2 separate regions of the Homo sapiens genome follow, and region 1 is linked to region 2. Evidence: chromatin contacts called from ENCODE Hi-C or POLR2A ChIA-PET data. All regions are on one chromosome and are shown on one strand. Each heading gives the region's core, a stretch centred on a gene start or an enhancer-like site at or near the end of the contact. The rest is flanking DNA. Distances are from core to core; before and after follow the strand shown. Region 1 has its middle 350 kb from the start of C11orf87. Region 2 has its middle 370 kb from the start of DDX10.

Region 1 (3,784 bases), core at 979-3,478, 33 kb after region 2:
TATATTTGATAACACCACAAAGGAAGGAGTGAGAAGGAAACTAATTGGCATTAGGAAATGACATCAGATGATAATTAAAATCCACAAGAAGTGAAGATAACCACAATTGGCAAATAAGAAGTTTCACATATATTTTTAAAAAACAATAAATATGTTTGTGTTCTCATTTCTTCTCTTAGATTTCATAAAAGACGTACTGTGTAAAAAGCAGTAATTACAATGTATTGTTAGGTTTGTAACATCTGTAGGCCTTAATATATTAAGAATAATAGCACAAAAAAGGGAGAGGGAATGAAGCAATATAGGAAAAGTTTTAATATCTTACTGGAATTAAGTTAGTTTTAATTTGAAGTAGATACTGATAAGATGTGTATTATAATGCCCTAGGGCACCACTAAGAAAATAACTGAAAATATATAGCTAAGAATCATTAAAGGAATTTAAATTGTATACTAGGAAATAATCACTTGAGACAAAGGAGATGGTAGAAGAGAAACGTATAAACAATAGAAACATATAAACAATGTAGCCATGAGACATGTAGAAAGCACAAGCCAAAGTGGTAATTGGCACTCCAAACATATCAATAATATTAAATGTAAATATATTAAACAATCTAATCAAAAGAAAGAGATTATCAGATTTGATAAAAACAAAACATGACCCAGGAGTTACTTTAGATTCAAAGATATAAACAGGTTGAAAGTAAAAGAATGGAAAAAGATATACCATGCAAATATTAACCATAAGAGCTATGGAGTGACTATACTACTATCAGATAAATAGACTATAAGATCAACTATGAGTCAGATCACATCATTTCTCTGGTCAGAATCCTCTAGTAGCTTCCCTTTCCTGAGAAGAAAATCCAAACATTTAACCAGCAACTACTCCCCACTCCCTAATCTCATGTCATCATTCTCTGAAAATGCCTTTACTCTGTCCTACATTTTGATCTTAGGTTGCATAGGTATAGAATTCTTGGTTGGAAATTAGTTTTCCTCACTTGAAGACACTGCTCCATTTTTCCCTTCGGAAGCTTTAAGGATGGTTAGAGTATGCTCTTCAGCCCTAGTACTCTGAAATGTCATGAAAATGTACCAAAGTTTAGATTACTTTTCTTTCATTGTGCTGAACACTCAATGGAATGGGCCCTTTTGATTTGTAAATGTGTGTGTGTGTGTGTGTGTGTGTGTGTGTGTGTGTGTGTGATCTCTCTTCTTCCTGTTTGCTCTGTTCTCCCTGTCTGGGATAACTTATTTACTAACTGTTTACTAGAGTGGGTTGCTTCTGTAAATGACGACTACCACCCATTGTGTGTTGAGTTTTATTAGTTTTTGCATTAGGCTATTTTCCTGTCTTATCCCAAAGTCTGGAAGGAACTTACTATAACCCTAAGTGCTCTAAACCTATTCTCTTGATCATCACTTGGCAGACAATTGCACTTAATAAATACTTAACAATTGCCAAATGAACATTAGTTACTAGGGACTCAGAGGTGACCACATGATGACCCGAAACATGACTAACTATACATATGCCACTGCTCTAGGTGAGTTGGATGGGCCTGCATCTTCTCCCCCTGTCCTCACTTTCTTTGTTGGCTTCTGTGCTTCCTGACTCTGACTCTCATAAGTCTGATATTAGCTTCACTTGTGTCTTGACGCCACCTTACTCACCAATTCTCCCAAACTGTCTCCAGCCCCGTTCTCTGTGCATGTAACCTCTTGGTTCTTTTGGTCCTAAAATTCCTAAGATTAATAACCACCTAAAATATTATTAATTTACCTTTATTGGGCAAAACTAGATATCATAATCCTCACTTTTCATATGAGGCAAGCTGAAGATTGTCTGGATAAAAAGAATGAGGCTCTCAATCTAGGTCTTAGTCTAAAGTCTCATGCTTTTTCAACCTTGCATGCTGCCTCTCAGTCTGCACTGTGTTATCAGGAGCAAATGAAGCAAGCAGTGTTAGAATCTGCACAGATTTTGGTTATGTTAATGGGCATGCAAACTCTCCCTAAAGTTTTCTCATTTTAAAAGCTGATTTCTGCAGCTAGAGTGATAAACACAGAAGAATGGATTTCTGTTAATAAGAATTAAGATGAGGTTATAGTTATGGGGATGGTGGGGTCAGGGGAGGTGGGCTGGATTACTGAGGATAGAGAGCCTTTTGTCAGTGCCATTAAAGAACCTCATCCAGGCACTGCTTGGACAAGCAGAGCCAGGTGATAACAGCAGAGTTTTTGTTGGCATTGCTTCTCCCACAGATGACAAAGCCAAGGACAATGTGTTCCAGCTTCAGGGGGAAGCAAGTTGTGCATTAGGAGGTAAATCTGTGGCTTGCAAAAGGTTGAATAAGATGCCTCTTAAAAAAAGCTCAGCAATCAGCTAAATTTAGCGTGGAGAGCACCATCCAGGCCAAGAATATTCTTTGGCCTTTGGCCCATAGCATTTTCATTTGACGGGGAATTGGATGCATTTTCATTTCCTCTAAGCTTTTCTCTTAACTCTCAGTACCTTCGCCTTTGGAGGCAGGAGTCTATGTGCTAATAGTTGGCTGAGGCCCCGTAGCTGATTCATGTTGGGTTAGGCTGTTGTTACATTGCTATAAAGAAATACCTGGGACTGGGTAATTCATAAAGAAAAGGGCTTTAATTGGCTCACAGTTCTGCAGGCTGTATAGAAAGCATAGCACCAGCATCTGCTTCTGGTGAGGTCTCAGGAAGCTTCCAATTATGGCAGAAGGCAAAGAAAAAGCAAGCATGTCACATGGTGTGAGTGGGAGCAAGAGAGAGACCTGGGACTATGTGGGGGAGGCACCACACTCTTTTAAACGGCCAGATTTCATGAGAAGGAATGCACTATCACAAGGACAGCACCAAGGGGATGGTGCTGAACCATTCATGAGAAATCCCATCACCTCCCACTAGGTCCCACCTCCAACACTGGGGATTACATTTCAACATGAAATTTGGTGGGGACATATATTCAAACTATATCACATGTCTCTGCTCATAATGACAGTTAAGGATGGTCTTGCTGCCCATTTTCAGTGAGAGATTGGGTGTTCACTGTGATGTTTTCATATAATGTTTTTCGTATGTCATCCATCTGGAGGAGGCTTTCTTGACTCTCCCCTCTCTTCTCATTATCCTTTGCATTCCCTTCTCTGAACTTTATTCTTTTTCTTTGAAGTTGTTTTCAAAGACAAGAAGATCTTTGGCAATGCGAGCCCTTTGCAGACCATAGTGAATGCCTGTTCATCTGCTCATTGATTCAGTGCCACTACTGCATGTCAAATGCCACAGCTTCCAGGGTACCCAGCTTTCTACCTACCATCTGATTTCCCAGAATGTAGAAATGGACATCCAAATCTGTGGAAAATTCAGAAACAATAAGATAGAGTAAAATAAAGTGTGAACTCTGGCATCAGCAGGTCCAAGTTCCAATACCAACTTTGCTATTTACTTGACATGTTATTTACCTCTCTGAGCATGATTTTTCTTGTCTGTGAGAAGGTGATAATAACTTGTAAGTTCTTTTCTGGCTTAAAAGGGGTACTGATAGGTATTCTTTAAGTGTCGGTTTTCTTCTCTCTTTTCTTACAAGGAACAACTGGTTTGGCTTTGTTACTCTTTACTCTGCCCTCTGATATTGCATATTCAGCAGAACCGATCTCTGGGTCTTACAGTCACCTAGCTGGCTCATTGTGAACTCTAGGGAGAGTACCTGGTTTTTGTGCCTGGGTACTTCCACTTCCCTTTCACCAGGTTTATTGGTT
Region 2 (3,613 bases), core at 126-2,625:
CTTGGTGGCAGATGCCTGTAATCCCAGCTACTTGGGAGGCTGAGGCAGGAGAATAGCTTGAACTCTAGAGGTGGAGGATGCAGTGAGATGAGATTGTGCCACTGCACTCCAGCCTGGCAACAAGAGTGAAACTCTGTCTCAAATAAGTAAATAAATAAATAAATAAATAAATAAATAAATAAAAATAGAGATAGTGTTTTGCTATGTTGGCCAGGTTGGTCTTGAACTCTTGGCCTTAAACAATTCTCCTGCCTCAGCTTCCCAAAGTGCTAGGATTAGAAGCTTGGGCCACTGTGCTCAGCCTAGAAATACAGCTCTGAACAAAACCTGATCCTACCACAGAGATCTTACAGATGAGCAGGAAACATAAGTATATGGAAAACTCTTACTTACCCTTTACTGCCTAGTTCAAATGTCACTCATTTGATAACTCTTCCCTGACCCTCTTTCTGTCCCCAGTTCTTACAAGTTGTTTGGTATTACCTTTTTTTTTCTTTATTTCCTGTGGTTCCATGTACTTACCTCTATTACAGTAATCATATTTCATTCCAGTTTTGTTTCCATGGTTCTGTCTCGGTAGCCTGTACATTCCCAGAGAGAAGAGATGGACTCTGAATTCAGAATAGTTGGTGCAAGGTAGGTGTTCCAGTGAAAGTCTGTTGATTGAAAGAGCTGCTCTTTAGGAAAGAGTGAGGTCAGAGGCCTCTGTTTCTTCCAGGGTGTAAGGCAGATGAGGGGGACCCTACACAGCTACATGTATCAACATAGATGGTTTGACAAGAAGACAGGGTTACCGTGGACACATGACCTATTCAGTATGATCCAAGTTGGAAGGATTAGCCTGCTGCCCACAAGAATGGTAATTGATGTATCTCTCAATAGTTCCAGTGGGAAATGCTTCATAGCTTATTTTTATTACACAAAAGACAGGTCAGACCATTCACCTGGTGGCTTTGTTGAATCTTCAGTTTTCCTCCCTAAAAAGGAGGATTAGGACTGAGGTATCTCCTTTCTGACTACTCCATTATTCATAATTTTCCTTCCCCATCAAGCCCCTCTCTCTGACAAGCTCCAACTGATAGAATCAAGGTTCTTAGCTTATTGAAGGGGAAAATAAGTAAAGTAAAATTCACACAAAGCACTCTTTGAGTGAGTCACAGAACAATTAACAGTACCCAAGTTTGATTTAAATGATAATTTTGTTTTAAATCAGAAGGTTTCTTAAAGTATTTAGCTAGGACTTGTTATGCTTGTCAGAAATGACTCACGGGCCTTTTGGATTTTTGAGTGAATGCCATTGTTAGTTTTCAGTGTTCAACAATGCATAATTGGCACCCCAAAGCCCCATGTTTTTCCTTTTTCCCCTGAGCCAGTTGTGAGCAGTGGGAGGCAGGCCTGTGCTTCTGTTCTCCTGACGTGTCTGCTGTGATGCTGGGTAATTGCCATTATTGCTGGATTGCTCTCTGAGGTACTGGTTGCCAAGGATGTTTGGTGGGGAAGCTTCCACTACATCTGCTTTGGGCATTCTTCTCTGGGTTTTCTTCTTATTCCACATTTTGAGGAGAAAATCAGTGGAAATTTTGCTCTGAATAATTCCCTCCTGCCCTCCCTTTTTGCGGGAAGGTTGATTAAAACAATGACCATGTTAGTTAGCACAAGATTTTCTCTAATCAAGATGTTGTTAGAGGCTGGGCGCGGTGGCTCACACCTGTAATTCCAGCACTTTTGGAGGCCATGGCAGGCAGATCACTTGAGGCCAGGAGTTAGTAACTAGCCTGGCCAACATGGCAAAACCCCATCTGTACTAAAAATACAAAAAAAATTAGCCAGGCGTGGTGGTGCATGCCTGAAATCCCAGCTACTCAGGAGGCTGAGGTGCGAGAATTGCTTGAACCTGGTTTGAAACTGGGATGCAGAGGTTGCAGTGAGCTGAGCGACACTGTACTCCAACCTAGGCTACAGAGCAAGTCTCTGTTTCCAAAAAAAAAAATGCCGTTAGTTCCCTTCTCTGTAAAATGAGGATAATAATGGAACATACTTCACTGGGTTGTTGTAAGGAATAAATGACAAAACACATTGTGTAAAGCATGCATGCTCCACTATCTTGATGTAGAGAAAGACAGAGGAGTCAGGATTCATCCTTCTCCACCTGCCAACTCTCCTGCCACATCCTCCATGGGACTCATAGTCCTGTAAGAAGCCACCTGCCATGGCTGGGGCCACCACTGCTGACCAGTCTCCCATGCTCCAGACTCAAGGTGATCTTATCCCAAATTCAATATCCAAAAAGAAATGGATGACCTTCATATGTATGTGTTTTTAGTCTATTCCCAATGAGCTTTTGCTTCCATTTATCTCTTACTTGAAGTGATCTTTCGTGTTAAACAGTGAGCAATTGCTGAAAAATAAGAGTTAAGAAATCTGGATTCTAATTAACTTTATCACTAATTGTTATGTAAGGTGAGTCACTATTTTTTGGGTAATTGTTATGTAACTGTGAGTCACTTTTTTTTTGGGTAAACAAGGGTGAGAAGATTAATGAAGGCTGTCAAGACCAGTGGAAGAACAAAAGTGAGTTTCCATAACGATACCTTACACATCCAATGTTTTCCTTCCTTTGATTGCATTAAGCCTCGCAAAGGTAGAACAGTTATTTCTCTCTTGCTGTGTGAGATAACTAAGGCACAGAAGAATAGAGTCATTTTCCCATGGCTTGGCTTTGACCTTCCTTCCCCATGCTCCAGTCTTCTGACAGAGTCCTCCTTGCTGTTTAATGTAATAATTGTTTTCTTATGTCTTTCTCCAACCAGAATGAGATCTTCTTGGAGGTAAAATCCCATCTTGTTCATTTTTGTGTTTCTAGTGCCCATTTCAAGGGCACATATTACATGGCCAATAATGTTTGTAGAATGAATGAATGAATGAATGGAAAGAGAGCGAAGACCAAAGACTTGATCCTTAAAAGTTCTCAGGCAACTTTTCTTTATTCCTTTTACACTGTTTCCCACCTCACAGTGACCATAACGTTATTAGCTGAAAAGGAGAAATGGCAAGCTTCAAGGATATACATGGGAAGTGCTAAACCAAGAATATAAATTTTTTTCATTCAGTTTTTTGAAAATGAGAAACATCCAATCTGACATTAATCAGTCACCATAGATGTGCTGTGTGTTGGGCAGTGAGCTTAGTGTTGCAGGCTTGCTGTCTGGCTTGGGAGATCGGAAGAATGTGTGTGAACACATCGCTCAGGGTCAACAGTGAGCACTGACGGTTGTAAGAGCTAGGGGTGGCCACAGGAGGGAGTCTAGTTGGGGATGACCTCATGGAAGAGGCTGAATTGGGCTTGGGCCTCAAAGGGTCAGAGGGAAGTTGCTAGAAAGTGATAATGCAGGCCAGGTGGTGGCTCACACCTGTAAACCCAGCACTTTGGGAGGCCAAGGAAGGTGGATCACTTGAGGTCAGGAGTTTGAGACAGGCCTGGCCAACATGGTGAAATCCCGGCTTTACTAAAAATACAAAAATTAGCTGGGTGTGGACACCTGCACCTGTACTACCGGCTACTGGGAGGCTGAGGCTGGAGAATTGTTTGAATCCGGCAGGCGGAGATTGCAGT

The links. A loop is a pair of places that touch in the nucleus more often than their neighbours do. ChIA-PET counts read pairs that join two places held with the same protein, here RNA polymerase II (POLR2A). Pooled maps may share reads with other maps.
Region 1: a loop to region 2 is called in a map of ascending aorta, with 8 times the contacts of the local background. The contact joins two enhancer-like sites. A Hi-C loop is called at or near these places in 2 of 168 maps with a recorded cell type or tissue (ascending aorta and left ventricle myocardium inferior) and 1 of 50 pooled maps. POLR2A ChIA-PET finds 5 or more read pairs at or near these places in 3 of 52 experiments (PC-9, activated CD4-positive, alpha-beta T cell and activated T-cell).

The regions. Positions count from the first base shown.
Region 1 is chr11:109,069,508-109,073,291 of GRCh38, forward strand. No RefSeq gene overlaps it. Among named protein-coding and RNA genes, the nearest start is that of C11orf87, 350 kb to the right of the region's middle. Within about 2 kb of position 2,229, at least 3 of the 41 ENCODE cell types and tissues checked have a DNase peak (open chromatin) inside an H3K27ac peak, as active enhancers do.
Region 2 is chr11:109,037,221-109,040,833 of GRCh38, forward strand. No RefSeq gene overlaps it. Among named protein-coding and RNA genes, the nearest start is that of DDX10, 370 kb to the left of the region's middle. Within about 2 kb of position 1,376, at least 3 of the 41 ENCODE cell types and tissues checked have a DNase peak (open chromatin) inside an H3K27ac peak, as active enhancers do.